Linked DNA regions of Mus musculus: region 2 is linked to region 1. A link is a loop called in an ENCODE intact Hi-C map of the cell type or tissue named here. Cell type or tissue: gastrocnemius. All regions are shown on one strand.

Evidence for each region. Peaks named below come from ENCODE experiments on the same cell type or tissue, not always from the same donor. Only the 100,000 strongest peaks of a DNase experiment are listed, where the experiment ranks them.
Region 2: it touches region 1 in a loop (8-fold over the local background); 29 of 42 quality-filtered maps call a loop at or near these places.

The regions. Positions count from the first base shown.
Region 1 is chr17:44,075,121-44,077,620 of GRCm38, forward strand. No RefSeq gene overlaps it. Among named protein-coding and RNA genes, the nearest start is that of Enpp5, 2.4 kb to the right of the region's middle. In gastrocnemius, a CTCF peak has its summit at 1,109 (motif pointing right); no DNase peak of the experiment used is centred here; H3K4me3 peaks cover 935 bases; H3K27ac peaks cover 1,138 bases.
Region 2 is chr17:44,129,669-44,132,168 of GRCm38, forward strand. No RefSeq gene overlaps it. Among named protein-coding and RNA genes, the nearest start is that of Enpp4, 25 kb to the left of the region's middle. In gastrocnemius, a CTCF peak has its summit at 978 (motif pointing left); a DNase peak (open chromatin) is centred at 965.

The DNA.
Region 1 (2,500 bases):
AACTGTTAACTCTACCACCCACCTGGAATTAGACAAGGTATCTCTTTGTAATTTAGGATGGTGTGGTGGTTTGAATATGCTTGGCCCAGGGAGTGGCACTAGTAGGAAGTGTGGCCTTGTTGGAGTAGGTGTGGCCTTGTTGGAAGGAATGTGTCATTTATGGGTGGTCTAGGTGCCTAGAAGTCAGTCTTTTACTAGCGGCCCTCAGATGAAGATGTAGAACTCTCAGCTCCTCCTGCACCATGCCTGCCTGGAAGCTGCCATGGACTGCCCCAATTAAATGTTGTCCTTATAAGAGTTGCCTTGGTCATGTTGTCTGTTCACAGGTGTAAAACCCTAACTAAGACAGGTGGCCTAGAATTTTTATTTTTAGCACTGTATTTATCCATGGTGTGGGATAGGGAGGAAAGGAACTGGCCACAGTGTGTGTATGGAAATCAAAGTTTCCATATATCAGGACTTGGCCCTCTCCTTCCACCATCTCAGGATGTCATGTGATCTGATTCCTAGAGAGATGTGAACAAAATCCACTCACCCCAAATAGGAACCAATGAGAGAAGCAGAGCATGGATACCACCAAAATCCAAGTGGGTGAAAGACCTTTGCTGGAGTTACTTGTAGAAGTATGGACAAGGGGTTGCTCACAGAAGCAGAAATGACACAGCAACAATTGCATCACCAAAAGCCACGCTGTCGTGGGTGTTAGCCATTGAAAACTGGATCCCTGGAGCACACTGCACAGCCTGCAGAGGGTCAACAGGTTAAAGGGCTGCTTTTTGATCAGGCAGCTCAGCTGGTCTGAGAGTCTCTCTCCACAGTCCTTATTTCTTACACACTGGAGCCTGGGTGGGGGCAATATATTTGGTCAGCTTCGGTAACTTCTAGAAGCCTTTCAGTCCAAGTGCATACTTGTGCTTACTGAGTTGATGAGAGCCCTATCTTGCAGAATGTTCTATAAAGGATTAAGAAATGGGGTTTCTTTTAGTTTCTGTTGTTGTGTTTGTTTTTATAGTACAGTGACCTGGAACATGAACCTGATGTTGTTGGGTTTATTTTTGGTTTTGCTTTCAGATTTGTTTTTATTGTTATTAGTGCACTTACCCAAGAAGGCCAGAAGAGGGCATTGGAGCCCCCGAAGCTGAAATTACAGGCAGTTGTGAGCCACTGCTCTTAGGGATCTGCTGCTGTGATAAAACACAACAACCAAATCAACTTGGGAAGAAAGGAGTTTGTTTCAGCTTATACTTCCATATTGTAGTCCGTCACTGAAGGAAGTCAGGGCAAGAACTGGAAAGCAGGAAGTGGAGAAGTCATGGGGGAATACTATGATCCTGGCTCGCTCCTCGAGGCTTCCTCGGCTGCCTCCTTAAAGCATTCAGGAGGACCAGTACAGATCAGGGGAGCACCATCTCCAGTGAACTGGCCCTCACACATCCATGTCAATCAAGAAAATGTCACGGAGGCTTGCCCATGGGCCAAGCAGGTAGGAACATTTCTTAACTGAGGCTACCTCTTCCAAAATGACTATAGCAAGTTGACATAAAACCAGCCAGCCCAGCTGCCCAATAGCCATGGGTGCCAGGAACCAACTCAACAGCAGGCTCTTCCTACTGCTAAGTCATCTCTCCTGCCCGCTGCCTTTAAAATTAGTTATTCTTACCATAAATTCTAGGTCAAAAAAAAAAAAAAAAAAAGACTTCTCTGATACAGCTAGTTGGTTTTGTTTTTGCTATTTTATAAACTGCATTATTCCAGTGCTAGCACAATGTCCTTACAGTCCTGGGGAAGAGAATGGTCTAGTCCCCAAATGTATGTCAGATTTCTCTGAGGACTTTAAAAGGTAGAGGGACCTCCCTACCCCAAGCCTGTGAAACGAAAGTGAATCCTGTTGCTCTGTGTTCAGACATGCATCCCTACTTCTGACATTATCCTGCTATTTCCATTGAAATAAAGGAACCTTTCTAACCCATGCTGACATAACTTGCTCAGTAGCTATTGTGACTGGACAGAAATTCAAACAACTGGCAGAGTACAGATGTGGAAGCAGGAAGTTTGTCGACAAAAACTCAACAATCATTCCTTATTTGAGCCAGACCCTGCCCACTGGGAAAGTGAGTTATATTCAAGCCTACCAGTTGACCACTAGACATTATTGTATGGAGATCCAGAAGTAGGTCCTGAGCTCGCTGAGCCCGCGGAGAGTTGTCTTCTGTGTTCTGAGCTGTGCTTAGCAACTACACTGTACAATTTAGTAAGCGTGGCGGGTGGGAAACAATCCCAACTTCCATAAAAAGTTTGCAGAGCATGGCAGCCTGTCACGTGAGCAGAGCCTCCAATTCTCAATGACCCACATAGAAACAGGCCCATTCTCACCCCTGATTTTTTTTTCTTCCAGGTTTTCTTTCTTTGGAGTGAACAAGGAATTGGCTTCTTAGGCTGGGAGATAAGGACTTACTAGACTGAACCACCTCCTTCCAACTTTGAGCAGTTTCAAAGGTCA
Region 2 (2,500 bases), 55 kb after region 1:
ATTGCTGTCAGGCTGCATGCAGCCCACAGGCTGCAGCTCAGACATACCTGCAGCAAGGAGCCAAAGTGGATCCTCTGGCTCCCGTCCGGTGCCTTAATCAGGTATTTTGCCCTGGCACCTTTGAAAGCAACTAAACAGGTCTGTTGTACCACTTGGGGACTAGAGTTAATAAGAAATTATTATATGTTGGAAAATTGATTGGAGAACATGGTTTAAGTGTTCTTACCACACAGAATAGAATGTCTATAAACTAAGCTAAGCGTATTTACCCATCACACACACACACACACACACACACACACACACACACACTATGTTGTACACCATAAGTATACACAATTTTATCTCTTTAAAAGTTTTTAAAGGCAGGGGCTGGGGAGATGTCTTAGTGGTAAAATGTCTGCTCCCAAAGCCTGAGTGCCAGGGTTCCGAACCTTGCCACCACATAAAGGCCATGTGTGGGATTTATAACCCATTTATAACCCAAGAACTGGGGCTTAGGGACAGGGAAACACAACAAAACATGACATAGATGTTCCTAGCTCCATGCCCAGCCAGCGTAGCCAATCAGCGTCCACAAAATAAATAAATAAATAAATAAATAAATAAATAAATAAATAAATAAATAAGGTGGAGAGAGGAATGTGTCCAACACCAATCTCTGGCCTCCACACGAATGTATATACACATAATCACACATTCATCCCTCCTCACACATACATACATACACACACACATTAAAAACGTTTAAAATATGAGTTGTTAAATGAATTGTAAGTAAAACTGATTCCTAAAGCAACACGACTTACACCGATCAAACATGTTTAACAACGTTTAGATCTTGAAGATGCCCTCCTTAAAGCAGAATTACCTAGGGGGAAAGCCCCAAGGTTGACTACATTCTGAGACAGTTTTTAAGCAGTAGTAGTCAAGATTTAGGGGGCTAGATCAGATACGGTGGACAATGGCGCCCCCTCGTGGACTCTGGAAGCTGATGCACCAGATGTTCTCAGTTTTTGGAGTGATATGAACATGATTCTTTCAAACGTTTGCATTTGTTTTTGGTTTTGCTTTTTTTTAAATGACCATCTTCACATTAATTTCAGTGCATTATCCATCACCATGGATCAACTATAGCATGTGGTATTTTGAGGCTGACTTTTAGACAACACACTTTTAGGAAAGCACCCACACATACGTGTGTGTGTGTGTGTGTGTGTGTGTGTGTGTGTGTGTGTGTGTGTGTGTGTGTGTAAGCACTGAAAATTCAGTGTCATCCTGACAGGCCCAGTGCCCTAAATACCACGAGCGCAGGCTCAGGCTCATCCCTGGCGGAACCCTGTCTTTAAGTGGGTCTGGATATGTCCGCCTATTTTATGTGTTCCTATGCACATCATGAGAAATGATGGCTGTGATTGACTTTGTGAAGATTGAAATTATTGAAACGTGCAAATTTCAATCACCATGATTAGTAGGGATTGGTTGACTGAAGGAGAGTAAGTTTCCAAATGCATACTAATCAGCTTGACACCCTGAAACGTGGTTGCAGCTACATGCTAACATGCTATGATTAATTATCCTACTTCTCCATCATTTTTTTTCTCTTTTGGAAGTCTTATGTTACTCTGGGTGGTGCTTAGTTGTAAAATACTAGCACAGAACACCTATGCAGTCTGCTGGATACTAAGATTTTAAATGTAGATTGCACTTATTCTTCCCATCAATGCTTTGAGGAGGATATTCCATTTTCATAAAAATGATTATGAAAGTTTAGAGGATTGTGACCAGGAGTCCTCAGGGCTGCGAGTGGCAGCACCTGCATTTGAACTCAAGTACCCCTATCCCACATTTCCTGTTGCTAAAACAATGTGAAGGTCTGTCTCCCTATGTCTACACAACTTTTACTAAGTGAAATATCTCAGGAGCAGGAAGGTAGCTCAGTGGGTAAGAGTGCTTTCTTTGCCAGGATGAGGACTTGGGTTGGAATTTTATGCATCCACACATGGCTTAGGCATGACTGAATGCTGGTGCCTCTGGCTTTGGCAAAGAGACAGGTGTGGCCCCAAGAGCTTCCTGGCCAGTCAGCCGAGAACAAATGATAAGCTCCAAGTTCGTTGGGAGACCCTGTCTCAAAGTAGCAAGACAGACAGTAGGAGCAGTAGAGGACTAGAGGGGACAGCCTGCTCTGGACTGCACACACACGTGTATCCACACACTCATGTGCATACATCATAGACACGCTCATATGCATTCATCACACTCGCATGTCTACATATCATATACACATGTGCATAAATCACACACAGTCACACACTTGTACAAAGCACACATACTACGTACATACATCACATATGTACTCAAATACTCATGAGCACCCCCCCTCTCTCTGAAGAATGCACACATGCACATACACCCACACTCACATAAAATGTCTTGGTAAACAATCTTTTTCTATACTTCAGTTTCATTATTTGTACCATCTGTCCTTTCGGCTTGTTTA